Linked DNA regions of Homo sapiens: region 2 is linked to region 1. The links are chromatin loops, found by intact Hi-C in ENCODE. Cell type or tissue: CD4-positive, alpha-beta T cell. All regions are shown on one strand. Each heading gives the region's core, and the rest is flanking DNA. Links, peaks and the distances in the headings are about the cores only. Region 1 has its middle 33 kb from the start of TERB2. Region 2 overlaps SPG11 (SPG11 vesicle trafficking associated, spatacsin).

Evidence for each region. Peaks named below come from ENCODE experiments on the same cell type or tissue, not always from the same donor. Only the 100,000 strongest peaks of a DNase experiment are listed, where the experiment ranks them.
Region 2: it touches region 1 in a loop (11-fold over the local background); 10 of 110 quality-filtered maps call a loop at or near these places.

What each region holds. Positions count from the first base shown.
Region 1 is chr15:44,914,832-44,931,587 of GRCh38, reverse strand. It overlaps the pseudogene LOC100420928, the pseudogene LOC100129830 and the pseudogene RNU6-1108P. Among named protein-coding and RNA genes, the nearest start is that of TERB2, 33 kb to the left of the region's middle. In CD4-positive, alpha-beta T cell, for the core only: no CTCF peak of the experiment used is centred there; no DNase peak of the experiment used is centred there.
Region 2 is chr15:44,575,214-44,583,213 of GRCh38, reverse strand. All of the region lies in intron 30 of SPG11 (SPG11 vesicle trafficking associated, spatacsin), which reads left to right. Among named protein-coding and RNA genes, the nearest start is that of EIF3J, 42 kb to the right of the region's middle. RefSeq lists a silencer at 637-808. In CD4-positive, alpha-beta T cell, for the core only: CTCF peaks have their summits at 4,349 and 4,553 (motif pointing left); a DNase peak (open chromatin) is centred at 4,533.

The sequences.
Region 1 (16,756 bases), core at 4,588-12,587:
GGATCACGAAGTCAGGAGATCAAGACCATCCTGGCAAACACGGTGAAACCCCGTCTCTACTAAAAATACAAAAAATTAGCTGGGCGTGGTGGCGGGTTCCTGTAGTCCCTGCCATACCTGCGCTAGGGTCTGTGTTCTCCAAAACTTTGAATAACAACCCTACGCCATGAATCAGTCAGAGGCCGAATACCATGAATTAGATCCCTGTAATTGTTCTTCATCCTCACTGCCACTAACTTAGTAGCACATTAATTCCCTTTTGGCCGGGGCTATCAAAGTAACTTCCTAAGCCGTTACTGTGCCTTGAATCTGTTCCCTGAGATCCCCCTTCGCATGGCTGTCAGATTTCGTTTACAAACCAGACATCAGATCAGGGCCCTACCACCCTCCTTTCCCCACTTCCTCCTGCCCCCGCGATTTCCTACAGATTTAGATCGTGGCTGTGCCTGCCTTGTTTATTTCCCAGTTTTTCTCATGCCTTCGGTAGCCCAGTCAACCCGAAATGCCATTATTGTGCCTTCATGCGTGCCTTTTTCTTGTAATGCTTTTCTTATCTCCATCTATAGAAAATATGTTGCTTTCTATATGTGAAGGTTTCTCTGATTGCATGCGCACTCTTCACCTCAGGATTAATTGATCCCTCTTTATAGCAATGACCATGGATAAGCCCCATAGGCTGCTAGCTCTATCCACTGTTGATGCCCAGTGAACACGACCGTTTTATATCAAGTTTCCTAATTCATATGGTCATTAACCAACCCTGTAAAGCTGAGATGTGCCAGATATAGGCCCCCAGAAAGTAGTATCTTATGCCATATGTTTTTCCTTCCTTGCCAGAAAAGGACAGCATACATGTATGCTTCAATGTAATTGTCTCCCTACTTCCAGTTATTTATTTATTCTTTTGAAAGTTTGAATACATTCTTGTTTCTTTCATAACCTAAAATATTTCCTTTCTTTCTCCTAGAATATATCAGAGTCTTGATTACATAGAGGATAATGCCACAGGTTTTCATGCCTACTATCTCCCTGCAGTAGCTAATGCCGAAATAAAAAACTCGGTGGCTTTGGGTCGTTTCATTCTTCCTCCTGCGTGCCTGCAAAAAGGTTAGCAAAGATCATTCAGCCAATCCCTGTCAGACAGCCAAATCCAGCTAATCTCTGTTAAACAGCCAAATTCAACTGTACTTATTTTACTCTCAGTCACATATTTTTGAATTTTGTATCTATTTAACATAAGTGGAAAAAGCATGGACTTTGGATCAGATTGCCTTGGGTGTATATCCTGACTTTGTTTATGTATTGTTTATTCATACATTCATTGAGCTCTTCCTGTGTGCCAGGTTTCAACCTGGGTAGGTGCTGGGGATTCAGTGGAGAATAAGACAGACGCAGATCTTAACTTCACAGGCTATGATCTGATGCTTACTACTTTTGTGATCTTGTAGCAAGTTACTTCTCTGAAGTTGTTTTGAGGATAAAATGAGATAATAGGCCGGGCGCGGTAGGGCGTGCCTGTAATCCCAGCACTTTGGGAAACTGAGGGGAGCGGATCTCTTGAGCCCAGGAATTCAAGACTAGCCTGGGCAACAGGGTAACATGGTGAGACCCTGTCTCTATTTATTTTAATAATTTCAAATTGTTTTTTAAAATAAGATAATGTATTAAGGTATCTGATGTGGTAAGCGTTTAATAAATGTATTCTTTGCTAGTTTTGAATCCCTTCATTATTTTTCTAATTTTTTCTTCTGATATTTAAAGATTGGTTATGATAATAAATCCATTGATTCGCATTTTTAAAATGCGAATTTTAAAATTCCTTGAGCCCAGGAATTTGAGGCTGCAGTGTACCATGATCTCGCCTGTGAATAGCCACTGCATTCCAGCCTGGGCAACAAGCTGAGACCCCCTTCTCTAAAAAAATTAATTGAATAATTAAGTGAGTAGAATTAATTTTAGGAATATATTTTATTTAACCTAATATATCTAAAATATTATCATGTCAATATATAATCTATAAAAACTGAGATACCCTACATTTTTTTGATACTAAGTCTTCAAAATCCTGTATTTATTTTATACTTACAGCACCTCTCAATTTGGATTAACCACACATTTCCAGTGCTCAGTACCTACATGTAGCTAGTGGCTGCCATACTGGACAGCAAAAGTCTAGGGTAATATTACCTTTTTTGTCCTTTTGGCTACTGTGAAAACTTTTGAGATCATTGAGTTTGGATGACGACATTGTTGTTTGACATACTGACCATTGTAGAATTCCTGTACTACCATGTTTACTAGACATATTGTTCATCCACCCCTTTTTTATATCTATATCTATATATCTGTATCTGTATCAATATCTGTAGCTATATAGACATTAGATATACATCTAATATATATCTAATGCATTATATAGATACATATGCATTATTATATATAGAGATATATATATGTAGATGTATATCTACATGTGTATACATATACATCTAATGTATATCTAATGATACAGATATAGATATTGATGTATATCTAATGTATATGTAGATACAAATATAGATATAAGAGTGGATGAACATATCTCAATTATATATATACATCTAATGTATATAGAGATACAGATATAGATATAGATATATTCTAGCAGGAAACGTCTACAACAATGATTAGCAAAGTGTATTAGAATCATCTGGAGAGTTTGTTAGAAATGCAAATTCCAGAGCTCCTCCTCAATGATCTGATTCAATAGGAATCTGCATTTTAACAAGTGTGTTATGTGATTTTGTTGCAAATAGAATAACACTGGCCTAGAAATTTCAGACTTTAAGCAAAATTCAGAAGATTCCAAAAAAAAAATATTGGATTTGTTTTTCTCACCACAGAAATAAGAAGAAAAATTGGTAGTTTTATTTGAGAACAAGACCAACATTTTCTGATAGAAAAGGTAAGAGTAAATTAAGGTACTTGATTAGAATCTACAGTTTCAACATTTTCTGAAAGCAAAGTTATCTTTAAAATGTTTACTTGTGACATGTTAGCACCAATGAGTCAGTTTAAGAGATTGATTTATTTATTTTGAGACGGAGTCTCACTCTGTCTCCTGGGCTGGAGTGTAGCAACGCGATCTCGGCTCACTGCAAACTTTGCCTTCTGGGTTCAAGCGATTCTCCTGCCTCAGCCTCCCAAGTAGCTGGGATTATGGGCATGTGCCACCACACCCGGCTAATTTTTTTATTTTTAGTAGAGATGGGGTTTCACCATGTTGGCCAGGCTGGTCTCGAACTCCGGGCCTTAAGTGATCCCCCCACCTTGACCAAAGTGCTGTAATCCCAAAGTGCTGGGATTACAGGCGTGAGCCACTGTGCCCGGCACAGATTAAGAAATTTAAAGGGCATGCTGTTATTGAATATTATTTTGTTTGACTTTGTTTTATAGTAGTACATTAGTAAAATTGAGGTTATTTTGTATAAATAAAATTATTCCTATAAGAAACTTGAAAATTTGCTTCTGTTAGTAATAGGAAGAGAATAACAGGTGCATAGTATTTACCAGTTCTTTACTGCCAGTGTAGATTCTGATTGGTTAATTTCTGTGACATGCTGTTTGTTCAATGTTTTGAATAACACCCCTCAATAAATGTGTACAAGAGTCTGTCTGAACCTATTCTGGTTCAGGGGCTGCCTGATTAACGAAAAAAAAGAAAAAAATAGTGTACAATACTGGAAAAATAGCTGTTTTGTAGCTTTTGCCATCCTGCCTCAGATTTACTTATGCTTTTAACTTACTTCAGAATCTTTAAGTAATAGCCAAATTTGGGAACAATTGAGCATTGAAACTAATAATGACAATAATGGATTATAATATGTTAGGTAAAAAGAATCCATGTGCTTGCTTCGGCAGCACACATACTAAAATTGGAACAATACAGAGATTAGCATGGCCCCTGTGCAAAGACGACAAGCAAATTCGTGAAGCATTCCATACGTGTATATGATACTCCAAAAGCAGACATAAAGAAAAAAGGAAGGACAGAAGGAAGAAAGGAAAGAAGGAAGAAAATAAGGAAGATAAGGGTGGGAGAAGGGAAATTTTCCTTTACAAAAATAGCAGCTAGTAAATATAGAAAGAAAGATAAAATAGAAAAATCACCATTTTAAAAACCCTCAATATAATAATTGATTTAGATAAGGTCATTAATGGATTCTAAACCTATGATCTCAAATTATCACCCACAGATTGATTATTAGTTACAAAGTTAAACAGCATATCTTTACAATGGAGCGATCTGGCAGGCACCATTTAACTAACTTAGCAAACAGCATCATCAATATTGGAGCAACCTTTCATTATGTTCAGTCAGATATGATATAATAAATACACAATATTATCTGTGTAGTATTCTTGTTCAAAACATTTAACCCGAATTTAATTATGAGTTAACATTCAGACAAATCCAGAATATGGACCATACCACAAGACAATTAACTGACTTGGACTCTAACATCAGTTAATGTCATAAAATACAAAAAAAGCAATAGGAGCATAGTAGATTAAGAGACATAAAAAAGAGGTATAAAAGACATTTGGAGAGCAATTGGGAAAATTTAACAATGAACTGTATAATGGGTGATACTGTATTACATTTTATTTTCTTAAGTGTGATAGTGGTGTTGTAAAGATAAAACAATGTATATTTTTAGAAAACACATGCCAGGTATTAGAGAGTGGAAATGTCATATCTGCAAATGTTTTCAAGTGGTTCCACAAAAATAAAAAGAGAGAGGAGGCACTCAAGGTGTCGGAAATGTTAACACTTTGTGAATCTAGGTGAAAGGTATATGGTATTTATTATACTATTCTTTTTTTTTTTTTTTTTTTTGAGACAGAGTCTTGTTCTGTCACCAGGATGGAGTGAAGTGGCAGGATCTCAGCTTACTGCGACCTCCACCTCCTGGGTTGAAGCGATTCTCCTGCCTCAGCCTCCCAAGTAGCTGGGATTACAGGCACCCGCCACCACACCCAGCTACTTTTTGTATTTTTAGTAGAGACGGGGTTTCACCATGTTGGCCAGGATGGTCTCAATCTCCTGACCTCGTGATCTGCCCACCTTGGCCTCCCAAAGTGCTGGGATTACAGGCGTGAGCCACTGTGCCTGGCCTATTGTACTATTCTTTAACTTTGTGGTAAGTTTGAAATTTTTCACAATAAAGAGTTAGGGAGAAAATCTTTCATTTTTATTTTTTCAAACTTGAAACCCACAGCCATATCATATAGAAAACCTTTACATTATGTCCAAAATCAGGCTATCAACTTATATATTTTATATTTCTGTCATTAATTTGTTTTTTCTTCCCAAGCCATCATCATCTGAAAATAATAGTTCTTTCAGTCTTTTTGCCTAGGAGGTAATAGTATGTTGTACTAAAGACTGAAATATCTAATCCTTGACTTTTCACAGTGTTTGCAGGAACGTGAGCAGTAATGCAATGGTTATTATTTGGTGGTAATTATTGACTCTAGCAGAACTTTAGAGTTTAAAGATCATTAATTTCATCATTTAGCTTTATACATGAGAAAACTAAGGTAAAGAAAATATAATGACCCATTTTAGTACACATTGGCAAAGTGGAGCCAAATTTTCTCAGCTCTAACCCAATCCAATGTTTTTTCTACTAAAAAATTACTAAAACGTGCTTGTATGGACGTTGACTCTAGAAGTTATATTATTACATGATAAAAGAGTTTGTCAATTCTTTCAAAATATTGGTTGATATGAGTATTAGCCAATTATAATAATGTAACCATAGAATATATACGTGGAAGGTATTCATTGAATGGCAATAACTAGGGTAAATCTGGGGAGCATTACAATTGTTTGGAGTGGATTTAAGTTTGTATTTAAATATAGAAACTTCTTAATGGTGGCTGGGCGCGGTGACTCTCGCCTATAATCCTGGCACTTTGGGAGGCTGAGGTGGGCCGATTGCCTGAGCTTGGGAGTTCAAAACCAGCCTGGGCAACATGGCAAAACCCCGTCTCTACTAAAAATACAAAAAATTAGCCAGATGTGGTGGCTGGCGCCTGTAGTCTCAACTAGTCGAGAGGCTGAGGCAGGAGAATTGCTTGAACTTGGGAGGCGGAGGTTGCAGTGAGCCGAGATTGTGCCACTGTACTCCAGCCTGGGTGACAGAGCAAGACTCTCTCTCAAAAAAATAAATAAATAAATAAAAATTTAAAAAAAGAAACTTCTTACTGGTATATAAAATAAATAGATTATGTGATAGGTACCAGTATCTAAGTTGCTTTCACAGAATATTTAGAAAAAGCTTAACATACATTTAGTCATTTTTTATCTTTACAGCTAAATACGTCAATGTCCTTTTGAAGGAGAAACATAATTTGTTCAGCTTACTTTATATTTTTGATTTGTAGCTCGCAGGAATCCTTAAGTCAAGGATTTTAAGAAAGTTTAAATTAGTAGCAAGTTTTTTTGTTTCCTTATTTTTGTGACTAAAAGGTAATATAACCACATTAGAGGAAATTTCAATAATTGAAAGGAGAATAAAATCAGTCAAAGTTTTACTTATCTGACATAACCACAGCTGGTATATTTAAAATTCTGGTCTTCTTTATGTGTCTCCAAAAATATATAGTATAATTACATGTTTGTGTGGACAAAATTTTGTAAATTTTCTCCACAAAGCTAGACTGAGTGGACTTAAATGTGTAAATATTTTTATGGCTTTTGATATATATATTTCCAGTTTATTTTTCCTTTTTAAAAACATTACTGATTGGATCACTGGTATGACGATTTTTTTAAATGTGATTTATTTTTCTATCCACAGCATGATGAAGTAACACCAAATGAAATAAAGACCCTTAGGGAAAACAGTGAACTAGCAACATAGCACAAAAAAGAATTATCCGAAAGGTATTGAATTCATAAACTTCATTGATATTCAATTCAATGTAGAAATCTGTGACCACTGATTTTGTGCTTATCTCATTTAATTTTCAGTTTTCCTATGAGATAGATAGCGTTATAAGTCATTCCCATTATACAAAAAAAGAGATCTATGATTAGAAAGATAAGCAATTTCCCCAAAGTCATATAAACTTTGTTAAGTAGGGGAGAAGCAGGATTTCAATGAGTCAGAGCCCATTATTTAAATGGTAGTCATTAAATACTATACCAGGTATTTACTATGTAGAATACTATACTATCTCATAGTATAGCACACTATACTGTCTCTGCAGAAAGGAGACAAGGATTTTATGTATGTTATGATAACAGTTAATACATTATTTAAAAATTATATGTATCTGTGTGTGAAAACCCAATCATCATGCTTATGAACTACAAAATAATCTTAAAATATATTTTTTACTTGGAAGGAAATACACTACATATTAGCAGTAATTTTATTAGGATGAAAAGTGATGAGTGATTTCCCCTCTTCTTTCCAAATTGCTTGTAATATATTACATTGGTTTAAGAAATTAAATTTAGCCTGGGCATTGTAGCACATGCTTGTAATCTCAGCACTTAGGGAGGCTGAAGCTGGATGACCGCTTGAGCCCAGGAATTTGAGACCAGTCTGGGCAGCATAGGGATACCCCATCTCTATAAAAAATTTAAAATACTAGCTGGGCATAGTGGCACATACCTGTAGTCCCAGCTATTTGGAGGCTGAGGTGGGAGGATCACTTGAGCCCAGGAGGTTGAGACCGCAGTGAGCCGTGATCACGCCACTGCACTCTAGCCTGGGTGACAGAACAATACTCTGTCTCAAAGAAAAACAAGAAATTAACTTAAAAAGACAAACAAACATGGCCTTGCCGTTATATTAGGACCAGTTTATGAGAGGCCTTTTCATTGCAGGTCCTAGTTATACATGATCTAGCCCTAGTTCCATATTTTCCAATTCAGTTGGTTTTCAAATATTCATAGGGAACATTGGTTCTTCAGAAGTCTGTTTTATCCCTCCAAACCTGTGGCCGGAGTCAACCTAAAAGTGGAGGCAGGGGAATCCCCACCACGGAGTGCCCCAAACTGTCCCAAGTTGGGGCCAGTTGGGATTCTAAAGAAAGAACCACTAGCTAGAGTAATCAGTCTAAAGCATCTATTGAGGGAACTTGCAGAGTATCACACCAATCCTTGCAATGGACAAGATATAAGGGGTGTTCTACCTAGGTATATCCACAGTGAGGGGGTCTGGGTATGGAGTTTATATGAGGGTTTAAGGAATCTGGCTCAGGGCTGAGGCCAATTTCATTCAGTGTTTTGAGCAGCAACCTAGATACCTTTATCAGTGCCTGGAAATGTTTAAGGTCCTGGTTTGAGTTCAAGCCTGATGGGAAAACCCTGCACTGGGCTGTCTCACAGAGCAGTCAAAGCCCTCTGTGATTTTTGGTCAGGACACAGAAAGCAAGCCAGGAGTGGAATCAGGGGAGGGGAGGATGGGACTGGGGTACCCTACAGTCTGGTATTTAGCTGCTGTAATATAAATGATCAAATAGTAGTTATCTTTCTTCAAAATAAAAAGTAATGATGTAATTTATATAATTTTTTCAAGTTTTTCTCCCATAAGGGCTAATTTCCTTAATATACAAAGAGGTATTAGAAATCTGGGAAAAATATGTCCAATCCAAAAACAACAGAAATGGACAAAGGATATGAATAAACCCTAGGTAGGTGTCTACTTAGAGCCTTTTCTCTGTGGAAACACCAGAGGGTGCAGTGTGAACACAGATAAAATATACCCTCAATTTACCTGCTGAAGCATTTGTTAGCATAGTACTAGGGACGTTGATTTTTTTTACATCATACAAACTTGATGTATGAAAAATCAGGCAGTACAGAATTAGTATAAAATCCTAATTTCTCCCAAATCCTCTCCCAGTGATAACCTTCGTTTTTTGTTTTTAATTGAGACAGAATCTTAGTCTGTTGCCCAGGCTGGAGTGCAGTGGCGTGATCTCGGCTCACTGCAACCTCTGCCTCCCGGGTTCAACCAATTCTCATGCCTCGGCCTCTCGAGCAGCTGGGACTATGCCACCCCACCACACCAGCTAATTGTTTGTATTTTTAGTAGAGATGGGGTTTGGCCGTGTTTTCCAGGCTGGTCTCAAATTCCTGGCCTCAAGTGATCTACCTGCTTCAGCCTCCCAAAGTGGCGGGATTACAGGCATAAACCACCTGTGGCTGGCCGAAAAATCTTATTTGATATTATGATGTGTACTGGCAGCATATGGCATTTCATTTTGTTTGTTTAACCTTTTTTTTTTTTTTTTTTGAGACAAAAGCTCACTCTGACCCCCAGGGCTGGGTGCAGTGACGTTATTTCAGTTCACTGCAGCCTCAACCTCCCAGGTTGAAGCGAGAGATCCTCCCTCCTCAGCCTCCCAAAATGCCACTAGGATTACAGGCATGAGCCACCACACCTGGCCTAGAATTTATTACTTTTATGACACCTCCATGAACATCTTTTTAAAAGTAAATCTTGCTCTACTTTTTTGATAGTTTTCTTCATGTAAATTCTCAGATGTGGAAATTATGGTATAAAGAGGCGTTTTTCTTCTTTCTTAAACACCTTATGTTTATTTATTTATTTACTTAATTTGTGTGTGTGTGTGTGTGTGTGTGTGTGTGTGAGAGAGAGAGAGAGAGAGAGACAGGATCTTGCTGTGTCACCCAAGCTGCAGTGAGGTAGCATGATCATATGCTCACTGCAACCTGGAACTCCCGGGCTCAAGCAATCCTCCCACCTCAGCCTGCTGAGTAGCTAGGACCGCAGATGTGGGCCACCACGCCTGGCTAATTAACAAAAAAAAAAAAAATTTTTTTTTTGATACAGGGTCTCGCTCTGTCACCCAGGCTGGAGTACAGTGGCACAATCTTGGCTCACCGTAACCTCTCAACTTCTACCTCCTGGGTTCAAACAATTTTTGTGCCTCAGCCTCCTGAGTAGCTGGGACTACAGGTGTGTACCACCACGCCTGGACAACTTTTTTTGGTATTTTTAATGGAAACATGTTTTTGCCATGTTGGCCAGGCTGGTCTCAAACTCCTGGCCTCAAGCAATCCACCCTCCTAGGCCTCCCAAAGTGCTAGGATTACAGGTGTGCCCCAATTCACCCAGCCTAATTAAATTATTTTTTGTCAAGATGGCATCTCACTATGTTGCTGAGGCTGGTCTTGAACTTCTGGGCCCAAGGTATTTATTAATTAGTATGGTAGCAGGCCAGGCATGGTGGCTCACACCTGTCATCCCAGCACTTTGGAAGGCTGAGGCATGAGGATAGCTTGGGGCCAGGAGTTCGAGACCAGTCGGAGCAATATAGAGAGACCCAGTCTATACAAAAGATTAAAAAAAAAATTAACTGGATGTAATGGTGTACTCCTGTAGTCCTAGCTACTTGGGAGGCTGGGGCAGGAGGATTGCTTAAGCCCAGGAGTTGAGGTTTGCAGTGAGCTATCTATGGTCATTCCACTGTGCTTCAACCAAGGTGAAAGAGTGAGGCCATGTATCAAAAAAAAAAAAAATTAGTAGCATATATCTGTTTCTTAGAATATGGAGCTGGAGGGTATTCTTTCATACTGGAAATAAACTACATAATATCATACAGTATGTTCAAATGCATATACTAAAGAACTCTACAAAATTTTAATCAAAATCTACGTTTAGTTTGTTAAGAATTTCTTGAGAGAACCACTGAGAGACAGTGTCCTTTTGATCAAATGATGAATCTCTTCAGAGTTAAGTCTTATAAAGGAAATTTTGACTATGTTGATCCAAGTAATGCAGTAGTGGCACATTTGTTAAAAGGCAAAATTTTACTTTTAATTTTCCTAAATGCTGTCTCACTTGAGTCAGGAGGGATTGGGAATACTCAAAATGATCTTCCAGAGAATTTCTGCCATAAGAGTGTGTGCCCTCATTAGGAATGGCTCTCTCATTATCTGTCCGTGATTGGAGGACTGCTTTCTCTGATAAAACCTTTATATCTCCTGGTAAAGGGGAAGATGTAGTATAAAAAAGAACTTTGCCATTTGGTCAGGGAAGGGGATGTCTTGTGTATGTTGCAGTAAAATTCATCATGTGCAGTTTTGTGCTGTCTTTCCAAGGGTCTTCAATGCATCTTACTGAGGTGCAGGCTTTCTTGATTGCAGTTGGGGTTTCCAGTTTTCTTAATAGTTCAGCTAGCACTTGAGTCACCAGATATAAATTAGACATTTATCTCTTCAGTTGCCAGTATACATTCTGTGTATTATCACTTGAAGTTCTTACTCTTCAGAGATCTCTGCTCTTCAAGATTGTCTTCCTCATACAGATAGGTTTGTTTGGTTTTTGAGTAGTTCTATTTTGAGATCGTTATATTCTTTCCTCATCAGCTCTTGTTCCAAACCTTGGATCTTCAGGTTACAGCTTAACATTTCCACCTCCCAGTTTGATGAAGGTGGATTGAAATTCCTCATCACCAGCTGAGTTTCCACCTCTGTCCTTAGCTAGAGTTCTACTTCTTTAGATTGCATCTGTTTATTCAATACTTTTAAAGATTCAGAGTTGTGTTTACTCATTTTATCCAATTTGCTCTTTAAATCATGTCTATCAATGCAAATCTTTCTTTCTTTTTTTTTTTTTTTTTTGAGACAGAGTCTCACCCTGTCACCCAGGCTGGAGTGCAGTGGGCAATCTCGGCTCACTACAAGCTCCGCCTTCCGGGTTCACGCCATCCTCCTGCCTCAGCCTCCCGAGTAGCTGGGACTACAGGCGCCTGCCACCATGCCGGCTAATTTTTTATGTTTTTAGTAGAGATGGGGTATCACTGTGTTAGCCAGGATGGTCTCGATCTCCTGATCTTGTGATCCGCCCGCCTCAGCCTCCTAAAGTGCTGGGATTACAGGTGTGAGCCACCGCGCCGGGCCACAAATCTTTCAATATGCATAATAGGCCTTATTTACTTGTTGCTATTCCACAAAACTTGTTTCTTCATCTAATTGAGCTCCTATAAGCTTTTCTTCCAAAAATCTAATTCTTTTCTTTATCATAAGATTTCTCTTTCTCTGAATCCTTAAGTCCTTTTTTGATGTCTTCATATGGGCAAATTGGGAAGCAACAGAAGCATCTCCTCAATATGTTGAAATTGGAGTTGCTGTGGTTTTCTCATAATTTAGCATACAGGTATCACCTTCTATCAGTGCATCCATGAGAGCCTGAAACCAGGCTACTTAGGGCCGCCATGGAGTTTCCATTCCTTAATGTTTAGAAACAGCCAAAAACAGATCGGGTTGCCAGGGATCACCACGGGTTCCGATTTCCTTGAAGATACCTCCACTTTGCGAGCGAAAGCAGCCACTCTGAGTTATTGAATTGAGAGTATTGGTCTTATATCTACCCATTTGGAATTCCTTAACATTCTAAGAATATTTTAATCGATCATCTTGGCTCTTCAGGGTGCCTAGTCATATCATTTGTTAATAAATGAAAGTATTCCGGCTGGGCGCGGTGGCTCACGCCTGTAATCCCAGCACTTTGGGAGGCCGAGGCGGGCAGATCACGAGGTCAGGAGATCGAGACTATCCTGGCTAACACGGTGAAACCCCGCCTCTACTAAAAATACAAAAAATTATCCGGGCGTGGTTGCGGACGCCTGTAGTCCCAGCTACTCGGGAGGCTGAGGCAGGAGAAGGCGTGACCCCAGGAGGCGGAGGTTGCAGTGAGCCAAGATCGCGCCACTGCACTCCAACCTGGGCGACAGAGCGAAACTTCGTCTCAAAAAAAAAAAAAGAAGAGCAATGATAAATATTAAAATCAGCCATAGATAAGGACATATGCCTACATTTGGACATGTAACAGTGCTGTTTTATGTATTATTGCTGGATAAAGAAACAGTCTGATTTTTCACAAAGACATAACAGTGTAACACAAAAACAAATTTTAAAAAACTTAAAAAATTAGTCAGAATTTTAAAAGTATAATTTCAACCTGTGGCAATACTCTGTTGTGAATTTTATTGGTAGAACTAAAGTAAAAATTTTTAATCTTTTTATTTTCTCAATTGAATAAATTTCCTTTTTCATATTTCTGCATTAAATAATAGCAATTTCTTGGAAGAAATCTTCATTTTTAGAGATAATGTATTTGTTTTTAATTTTGATGTGAAATAACAAGTACTTCTCTTTTTTATCATGCCCATCTGCTTGCACAGGAAGGAATAACTTCTTGTTGGAAAAAATCAGCTTGTGTTAATTAAACATTTAGTGACTAAGAGTTCTAATTTAGGCTGTGGTATCAATTTTTGTGACTAAAACTTGACTATCTCTTCCTCAGGATGGGTTAGGTTCAACTCATTGACTATTAAATTTCTGAAAATAGAATTAATTGTGGTCTTTAGTTATAGAAAGTACACGTTGGGGCAATAGCCTAGAACAGGGTTTCTTAGTTTTGGCACTACTGGCATTTTAGGCCAGATAATTCTTCGTTAGGGCGAGGGTAGGTGAGTGTCAGTCCTGTGCATTATAGAATATTTACCCTGGCCTGGCCGGGCGCAGTGGCTCACGCCTGTAATCCCAGCACTTTGGGAGGCCGAGGCGGGCAGATCACGAGGTCAGGAGATGGAGACCATCCTGGCTAACACAGTGAAACCCCGTCTCTACTAAAAATACAAAAAAAAATTAGCCGGGCGTGGTGGCAGGTGCCTGTAGTCCCAGCTACTTGGGAGGCTGAGGCAGGAGAATGGTGTGAACCCAGAAGGCGGAGCTTGCAGTGAGCGGAGATCGCGCCACTGCACTCCAGCCTGGGCAACAGAGCCAGACTCCATCTCAAAAAAAAAAAAAAAAAGAATATTTACCCTGGCCTCTGCCCACTAGATACCAATAGCATTACCCATCTCTCCCCCAGTTGTGACAACCAAAAATGTTCCTAGACATTGCCAGATATCCCCTAAAACATCAAAAGATTTTTTGTTTTGTTTTCAGCTTATGACTGGAATTAAATTCCCTCAGACTAATATCACTTATTATCACCCATGATAAGAAGTTCTGATTGACATTTACATATGTGATTAATAAGAGTAAGAAAGCAATTACTAATAATTATAAATACTTTGCTGGCAACAATTTTCAAATCAAAAGGTTCTGATAATTAAAAGTTTGGAAATCTATAATAGATGCTGTACTAGTTATTGATGTAAATCAAAGTGCTCTGAAACTTAGCAGCTTAAAACAATGAACATTTGTTTATTTATTTATTATAGAGATGAGGTCTCACTGTGTTGCCCAAGCTGGGCTCAAACTCCTGGGCTCAAGCAATCCTCCTGCCTTGGCCTCCCAAGGTGCTGGGATTCCAGGTACGAGCCACTGCACCTGACCCAGTGAACATTTATTATTTCAGTTTCTAAGGTCAGAAATCCAGGAGTATCCTAGCTGGGTACTTCTGTCTCATAGCCTTTTGTAAGGTTGCAGTCAAGTTGTCAGCTGGAGTGCAGTCATTCCAAGGCACAACTGGGACTGGAAAATCCACTTCAAACCTCATTCAAGTGGTTATTGGCAGATGTTGGGTCTTTGCTGGATTTTGGCCAAAGGCTTCAACTCTTCACCAAATGGGCCTCTCCATAAGGACCATCCACAGCATGGTAGGTAGTTTGCTTCCCTCAGAGTGAAAAATCCAAGAATAAGAAAGAGCATGCCCAAGAAGAAAAGCCATAGTCTTTTTTACATCCGACTCTCAGAAGTGACATTGCATCACTTCTGTCATATTGGTTATACAGATCAAACCAAGTACAAAATCGTAGTGGACTGTGAATATCAGGAGGTGGGGATCAGTTGGGGCCACTGGGTGGCTGGCTATCACAGATGCATGTGGGATTGTCCACCAGGAGTGCCTTTCTTAGGAATTCCCTTCTCCCTCCCAATTTATCTGGATAACACAGGAACAGACATTTTTTTAAACATGAGCTTGCTCCCCATGCTCAACATTTGCTTTGAGAGTGAATGCCTGATTTGAACTGGGCTAATTGCAGATCTTCTTCTGGATTTTTAGATGTGGAACATAGCAAATCAAGTCATTCTCATTTAGGTGATCAAAACTCTAAGATGTAAAACTTAGGAGCTGTCATTGGCCGTATTTTCTACCATGAAAAGAAAGCCAACTTGCCTCCAAAAAGGAAAATGAGGCTAATACATAGAGAAAAACTTGAGACCAAGGCTGCAGTGAGGTGTGATAGTGCCACTGCACTCCAGCATGGGCAACAAAATAAGACCCTGTCAAAACACACACACACACACACGAAAAAAAACCCTAAAAACTTCAGACTGGTGAGAGCGATCATAGCTGGTTCTAATTAACTCTGAGTCCCAGCAATATGCCTGCCTTCCTCACAGCTCGGATGATACGGCAATGTCCTTCCAGTAAACTCCCCTTTTGTTTAAGTTAGTTTAAATTAGGTTTCTGTCCATTTCATCCTAAAGTCCTTAACTATTCAAAAATGCTACAATAATTTATTTCTGATGCCATAAATGTCCTATCCTTCTTATACTTACAGGAATATTTTTTACTAATGTAGTAATTTTTAAATTCCTATCCTCACACATCTTCAGAGGTTTCACACAGTGTATATGTGCAATTAACTAAACACTAATAGTGATAGTTTTCTGCACTAGCTTATTTTACACAGATACATAGCCATTAGGCAAAGATTATGAACTCATAGAGTATAGTGCTTCAGGAGCTCCTAAAGTAAATGACCATGATTAAAATATCTTTAAAGATACTAGTCAATTTTATATGGTTGGATTCATAGTTAATTTATTAACTGTGAATTTATTTTTTATTAAAAATGATTAAACAATATGCATGGATATCCTGTTGATCTTGATGGTATGGTGTTCTAAATTCAGTCATCCTTGAGCTTTATCAGAATTTTTTCCACACAATATTTACTTTTAAATTAGATTTCAATTTTAGTAAAAGCCACAAACACTTGTGTTACACATAAAATGTAATCATTTAAATAGTAAGCAACTGATATCAAGTTAATATTGCTTAGTCATAGAGTCCTTAAGCTGTCTCCATTCTAGGCAGCATTTTTTATATGACTCATATCTGTTTTGGATAACTAATTGACATCAAAATTACTCTCACCCATTATCTTTGTTGAATGAGCAGTAACATCAATTTTTCATTAATTTTTTTGTTAAAAGAATCCTATTCCAGTGTTAGCAGTGCAGGAAAGTGTTGCCTGCTGAAACAGGGAAGATGAACTGTTTATACTGTTAGTAGCTAGTTGGATGGATAGTTCTAAGTGATTACCCTCTAAGCTAGATACACTTCCCAGTTATTTTGGTCTCTTTTACGTTCTAGCCCCAACCTAGACTTCACAATCTCAATAGTTAAAGCGACTTTAATCCGCATTTTAATCTTTTAAAAGGTGGCAGAAAGTTGTGGGAGGGGAAGAGGAGGTGTTCCCTGATAATTATAAGGTTTCATGGAGAATCTTCTTACTAGTATTATTTCTTCTTTTTACTTATTTTCTAAAAACATTCTTTAGAAGTCTTAACTCTAATAAATCAAAGACACTGAAAAGCAAATAGTATGAGAGGGTTTCAAGTATATATCTGTATATATTTATTTTATTTTATTTTGTAGATTATATATCAATTGATGCCATGAAGAAATTCCTTGGGGAGTTACATGACTTCATTGCTGGAAACTCGGGATATTTGGCATATCATGTTCAAAATGAAATTAAT
Region 2 (8,000 bases), core at 1-8,000, 340 kb after region 1:
AGCCACCGCACCCGGCCAGAAATCTGTTTTTTATGTTACCTTTATATGACTTTGTTAAACTTGCTTATTCTAGGAGATTTCTTGTAGATTCCTCAAGATTTTCTACATAGACATTCATGTCATCTGCAAATAGAGTTGTATTTCTGCCTTTCCAATCTGTATGCCTTTTATTTCTTGTTCTTGCTTTATTGCACTGACTAGGCCTTTCAGTACTGTGTTGGATAGGGGTGGCGAGAGTGGACATCTGTACCTTTTTACTGACCTTAAAGGGAAATTATTTGATCTTTCATCATTTAAGTATGGTATTAGCTGTAGGTTTTTGAAGACAGGCTTTATCATGTTGAAAAAGTTCCCTTCTGTTCCTGGTTTGCTGAGAATTTTTATCATAAATCAGTTTGAATTTTGTCATGTTATTGCTGTATCTGTTAATCTGATCATGTGGTTTTTTTTTTCGTTAGACTATTAATATAGTAGATTACATTAGTTGATTTTTTAATATTGGACCAGCCTTGAATTCCCCATTTACATAAATCCAATTTGGGCCTGGTGCGTTATTCTTTTTGATTTTTTGCTGGAATCAATTTGCTGTTTTGTTAAAGATTTTTACATGTATGTTCATGAGGAATGTTATTCTGTAATTTTCTTTATTGTACTGTTTTTGTTTTTGAGATGGAGTCTCCCTCTGTCGCCCAGGCCAGAGTGTGGTGGCACAACCTCAGATCACTGCAACCTCTGCCTTTCAGGTTCAAGTGATTCGCCTGCCTCAGCCTCCCGAATAGCTGGGATTACAGGCGTGTACCACCACGCTTGGCTACTTTTTGTATTTTTAGTAGAGATGGGGTTCCACTATATTGGCCAGGCTGGTCTTGAACTCCTTACCTCAAGTGATCCGCCCATCTTGGTCTCCCAAAGTGCTGTGATTACCGGCTTGAGCCACCGTGCCCGGCCTTTTTTTATACTGTTTGGTTTTTGTATCAAGGTAATGTTGGTTTCATGAGTTAGAAAGTACTCCCTCCTCTTTTATTTTCTGGAAAACATTGTGTAGAACTGGTGTTATTTCTTCCTTAAATGCTTAGTAGAATTTACCAGTAAAACTATCTGAGACTGGAGATTTCCATTTTGGAAGATTTTAAACCACAAATTCAATTTCTTAAACAATTACAGGACTATTCAGGTTATCTTTCTTATCTTGGGTGAGTTTTAGCATTTTGTGATTTTCAAGGGAAACTTTTTCTTCTGCTTTTTGGGTTATTTGAACATTTTTTAGTCTTCCATTTTAATTTATTGTGATTTTGACTCTGCATCTTTGTATAGTTTAATTTTATTTTTTTAGAGATGACAGTGTACATCCTTAACTTTCCACAGTATACTTAGAATCAATATTTTACCACCTCAGCTGGAATGTAGGAGGAATCTTACCACCATTTTAGGTCACTTTATTCTTCTCCCTTTACATCCTACTTGTCTTTTATTACTTCTGCATACATTGAAAACCTCATTAAACAATGAGGTTTTTGCTCTTAGCCAAAAAATATATTTTAATAAACCCGCCTTGGCCTCCCAAAGTGCTGGGATTACAGGCGTGAGCCACCACGCCCAGCCTTTTTTTTTTTTTTAATAATCAGTTTTTCATCATCTGAGAATGTCTCTATTTTACTTTCATTCCTAAAGGATGTTTTGCTGGATATAGAAAATTAGTTATTTTCAGGCCAGGTGCAGTGGCTCACACCTGTAATTCCAGCACTTTGGGAGGCTGAGGCAGGCAGATCAGTTGAGCTCAGGAGTTCAAGACCAGCCTGGGCAACATGGCAAAACCCCGTCACTACAAAAAATACAAAAATTAGCCAGGTGTGTTGGCACATGCCTGTAGTCCCAGCTACTTGAGGGGCTAAGGCACGAGGATCGCTTGAGCCCAGGAGGATAAGGCTGCAGTGAGCCATGTTCATGCCACTGCACTCCAGCCTGGGCAACAAAGTAAGAACCTGTCTCAAAAAATAAATAAGAAAATTAGTTATTTTCTTTCAGTGCTTGAAAATGTTGTTCACTTCCTTTTCGCCTCCATGGTGTCTGATGAAAAATCTGCAGTCAGTTGAATCATTGTTCATCTATATAAACAGTGCCTATTTCTCTGGTTGCTCTCGATGTTTTTTTTTCTGTTGTTGGTCTTCAGCAGTTTGATTATATTGTGACTGGATATGTATTTCTTTGGCTTTATTCTATTTGGGGTTTACTGAGCTTCTTGAATATGTAGGTTTATGTGTTTCACCACACTTGGGTACTGATCAGCCATAATTTTGTCAAATATTTTCTCAGCACCATACCCTACCTCCTCTCTTTCTGGAACTTCAAGTACATGAATATATAATTTTTGTTATTATCTCTTAAGTCCTTGAAGTTTTGTTCAGTTTTTGTTTGTTTGTTTTTGAGACGGAGTCTCGCTTTGTCACCAGGCTGGAGTGCAGTGGCGCAATCTCGGCTTACTGCAACCTCTGCCTCCCAGGTTCAAGTGATTGTCCTGCTTCAGCCTCCCAAGTAGCTGGGACTACAGGCGTGCATCACCACACCCAGCTAATTTTTGTATTTTGTATTTTGTATTTTTAGTACAGACAAGGTTTCACCATGTTGGCCAGGATGGCCTCGATCTCTTGACCTCGTGATCTGCCCGCGTCGGCCTCCCAAAGTGCTGGGATTACAGGCGTGAGCCTCTGTGCCTGGCCAGTTCAGTTTTTTTTAAACTTTTTTTCTCTCTGTTGTTCAGATTGGATAATTTCTGTTACTGAATTTTATTTCTATGATTTTAAAATTTCAGTTACAGCCATGCGTTAACAATGAGGTTACATTCTGAGAAATGCATTGTTGGGTGATTTCATCACTGTGTAAACATCTTAGAGCACACTTATACAAACCTAGGTGGTATAGACTTCTACACACCTATACTACATGATATATAGCCTACCGATCCTGGGCTACAAGCCAGTACAGCATGCTACTGTACTGTAGTTGATTATAACACAATGGTAAGTATTTGTGTATCTAGACATATCTAAACATAGAAAAGGTACAGTAAAAAATATGATATAAAGATTTTTTAGCTTCAGGAAATAAACAATTGGAGATTTTCATTTAAAAAATTTTTTTAAATGGTACAATTTGTAAAGGGCTCTTAACGTTAATGGAGCTTGCAGGACTAGAAGTTGCTCTGGTTGTCACTAAGTGGTAAGTAAATGTGAAAACTTAGGACATTACATTACTGTAGACTTTATAAATGCTGTACATTTAGGCTACACTAAATTTATTTAAAAATTAAGTAATTGTGCTATGTCACAATGACTATGATGTCACTAGGTGATAGGAATTTTTCAGCTCTATTATAATCTTACAGGATCCTCACTGTATATGCAGTCCGTTGTTGATGGAAACATGGTTATACAGCACGTAACTGCATTTTTCAGTTCTAAAATTTTCATTTTATTCTTCATATCTGTTTCTTTGCTGAGACTTTCCATTTTTCTGTTTGTCTCAAGACCATTCAGAATTGCTTATTGGAACATTTGTATTATAGCTGCTTTAAATTCTTTGTCAGATGATTTTAACATTTGCATCATTTTAATGCTAGCTAGCATCTCATCTTTTCTCGTGTGAGTTGAAATCTTCCTGCTTTTTCTTTTTTTTTTTTTTTTTTTTTTTGAGACGGAGTCTCACTCTATCGCCCATGCTAGAGTGCAGTGGTGTGACCTCGGCTCACTGCAGCCTCTGCCTCCTGGGTTCAAGCAATTCTCCTGTCTCAGCCTCCCGAGTAGCTGGGACTGGCGCCACCACGCCCAGCTATTTTTGTGTGTTTGTGTATTTTTAGTAGAGATGGGGTTTTGCCATGTTGGCCAGGCTGCTCTCAAACGCCTGACTGCAGGTGATCCACCCACCTCGGCCTCCCAAAGTGCTGAGATTACAGGCGTGAGCCACCACGCCCAGCCCCTCTTCCTGCTTTTTCTTATGCTGAGTAATCTGGGGTTGCATCTGGACATTTTGGGTTTTTTTGTTTTCTTGTTTTTGTTTTTCGAGATGGAGTCTCACTCTGTCACCCAGGCTGGAGTGCAGTGGTGCAATCTCAGCTCACTGCAACCTCGGCCTCCCAGGTTCAAGAGATTCTCATGTCTCAGCCTCCCGAGTAGCTGGGATTACAGGTGTGCACCACCACACCTGGCTAATTATTTTGTATTTTTAGTAGAGACAGGGTTTCGCCATGTTGGCCAGGCTGGTCTCGAACTCCTGACCTCAGGTGATCCACCCACCTTGGCCTCCCAAAGTGTTGGGATTACAGGCATGAGCCGCCACAACTGGCTGCATCTGGACATTTTGAATAGTGTATTATTAAAATACACTATTTGAGACTGTGGATCTTATTTAAATCCTATGAAGGATGTTGATATTTTTTAGCAGACAGTTGACCTGGTTAGGTTCAAGCTGAAGTTCCAAACCACTGCCTGTGCATTGTGGTTTTAACATTAGTTCATTTTCCTTTGCGGTAGTATTCAGATCTGTCCTGTGTGTGCACGCCACCTAGTGGTCAATCTGTGACCTTGGTAGTGATCTGTGCTACTTAGGATCAAGGCCATACATGTGTAGTCCAGGAGTGAGCCCTGTAGTTCATAAAAATGTATTGGGTTGCTTTCCTGGGGCTCTCCCAGCTAGTTTTTCCCCCTGAGGCTTCTCTTTTCAGTTATTTGGCCAAAAGCTGAAGGTTTAGTTACCCCCACTCTGTCTTGCACTACCCTGACTATTCCTACACCCAGGGCCAGGTGACAGGAGGGTAATGCAAAAGCAACAGGGGTCTACTCCGCCCTCCTGAGACCAGAGCGCCCCTGCTCAGAAAAGGAGGCTCCTCTGGCCAGGCGCGGTGGCTCACGCCTGTAATCCCAGCACTTTGGGAGGCCGAGGTGGGCGGATCATGAGGTCAGATCAAGACCATCCTGGCTAACACAGTGAAACCCCATCTCTACTAAAAATACAAAAAAAAAAAAAAAAATAGCCACGCGTGGTGGCGGGCGCCTATAGTCCCAGCTCCTCGGGAGGCTGAGGCAGGAGAATGGTGTGAACCCGGGAGGTGGAGCTTGTAGTGAGCCGAGATCACGCCAATGCACTCCAGCCTGGGCGACAGAGCGAGACTCCGTCTCAAAAAAAAAAAAAAAAAAAAAAAGGAAAGAAGGCTCCCCTTTCTGAGAGCCTTAGCTCTTGCCTGCTGTCACTGCAGCCTCTCCCACCACTGCCAGTGGCTTGCTTGGGAGCCAGGACAAGGAAGAACAGGAATTAGGAGTTCCCCTTTCCACTCTTCAAACTGGTACTAGAGAGCTTCTGGAATTCACACACTCTCGCACTCACACTTCACCTCAGCCCTTAGTTCTTAGGTTTTAGTCAGCGCTGCATTCAGGCCAGAGCTTGCTAGAGGGGGGATAATGATAATTCTGGTCATCTTCAGTTTGCCTGCTACTTTTTACTTTTCCAGAGTCCTTGTATGCCACATGTATTATGTCCAGGTTTTGTATTGAATTCAGTGGGAAAGACACAGTAGATTGAGCTTATTATAACCAACTTACCTAGAATTGGAACTCTCAGTGAAGGATTTAAGCAGGGGAATAGCATGGTCTGAGTTGCATTTTATTTTATTTTATTTTTTTATCTTTAAGAGTTTTTGTTTTGTTTTTTTTTTTTTTTTTGAGATAGGGCCTCACTCTGTTGCCCAGGCTGGAGTGCAGTGGTGCAAACATGGCTCACTGCAGACTCAACCTCCAGGGCTCAAGCAGTCCTCCTGCCTCAGCCTCCTAAGTAGCTGGAACTACAGGTGCACACTACCATCCCCAGCTAATTTTTAAATTTTTTGTAGCAGTGGGGGCTCACTGTGTTGCCCAGGCTGGCCTCAAACTCCTAGGCTCCAGGGATCCTCCCACCTTAGCCTTCCAAAATGATGGGATTACAGGCATGAGCCACCACCTCTGGCCTACAGCACTTTTTAATAATATTTTAAAATAAAAATTGTGCTTAGTGTAGCAAATCACATAACATAGAAACGCATAAAGTAAAAAGTCAGTTCAGACTGGGCACAGTGGCTCATGCCTGTAATCCCAGCACTTTGGGAGGCCAAGGTGGGCAGATCACCTGAGGTCAGGAGTTCAAGACCAGCCTGGCCAACATGGTGAAACTTCATATCTACTAAAAATACAAAAAATTAGCTGGGCGTGGTGGTGCACACCCGTAATCCCAGCTACACTGGAGTCTGAGGCAGGAGAATCGCTTGAACTCAGGAGGCAGAGGTTGCAGTGAACCGAGATGGTGCCACTGCACTCTAGCCTGGGCGACAGAGTGAGACTTCATCACACACAAAAAAAGCCAATTCAACACTACTCCCACAAAATTCCCCAGAATAACTATCTTTTACTTGCTTGGTATGCATTTTCTACTTGTAAGCAACACAATATTTATTTTTTACAAAAAATGAGATTACATCATATTGATCTACATTTTTGTCCTCTCAGTACATATAGATAGACCCCCTTCTTTCTCTTTTTTTTTTGAGACAGAGTCTCGCTCTGTCGCCCAGGCTGGAGTGCAGTGGCGCAATCTCCACTCACTGCAAGCTCCACCTCCCGGGTTCACGCCATTCTCCTGCCTCAGCCTCCCAAGTAGCTGGGACTACAGGCACCCGCCACCACGTCCAGCTAATTTTTTTGTAGTTTTAGTAGAGACGGGGTTTCACCGTGTTAGCCAGGATGGTCTCGATCTCCTGACCTTGTGATCCGCCCACCTCAGCCTCCCAAAGTGCTGGGGTTACAGGCATGAGCCACCACACCTGGCCTGACCCCCTTCTTTCTAATGGCTGCAGAGTATTCCACTGTACAGATGTACTAAGCTTGAATAATGCTTTATTGATATACATTTAAATTTTTCTGTTTTGTTTTTGCCATTACAAAGTGTGATATAAATATTCCTTACTTTTTTTTCCTAATAGAAACCCTTTATCAAATTAATATCTTCTCCTATTTTAAGCTAAGAGCTTTTTTTTTTTTTTTTTTTTTTTTTGAGATGGAGTTTCATTCTTGTTGCCCAGGCTGGAGTGCAATGGCACAATCTCGGCTCACCGCAACCTCCGCCTCCCGGGTTCAAGCAATTCTCCTGCCTCAGCCTCCTGAGTAGCTGGGATTACAGGCATGCGCCACCACACCCAGCTAACTTTAAATTTTTAGTAGAAACAGGGTTTCTCCATGTTGGTCAGGCTGGTCTCGAACTCCTGACCTCAAGTGATCCGCCCGCCTCAGCCTCCCAAAGTGCTGGGATTATAGGCGTGAGCCACCGCACCCGTCCAAGAGCTTCGTTTTAAAAAAAATCAGGAATAGATTTTAATTTTACTATAAATTAAAGCATATTTGCAGGTGGGTGCAGTGGCCCATGCCTGTAATCCCAGCACTTTTGGAAGTCGAGGCAAATGCATCAGTTGAGGCCAGGAGTTTGAGACCAGCCTGATCAACATGGCAAAACTTCATCTCAACTAAAAATGCAAAAATTAGCCAGGTGTGGTGGTGCACGCCTGTAATCCCAGCTACTCGAGAGGCTGAGGCACGAGAATCTATTGAGCCCTGGAGGCAGAGGTTGCAGTGAGCTGAGATCGCACCACTGCACTCCAGCCTGGGTGACAGAGCAAGACTCCATCTCAAAAAAAAAAAAAAAAAAAGTATGTTGGAGACCGACTGGGGGTGAGGGGCTGGCAGCAGGAGACAGATAACAGCTCCTCAGAATGCAGAGTGATGAAGGCTGGAACTAAGGCCACAACTGGAGAGATGTTATGGAGATAGTCAGCTATACTTGGTGACTTATTTGATACAGGAGGGAGGACATATAGAGAAGACTCTGGCAAGCATCTTTGGTGCTGATCTCTAGAGCACTCATTAGGTGGCCTTGATCTTTGTAGCATATGAGGTCTTTGAAGTATCCCAGGGTGGGATTTCCTGGAA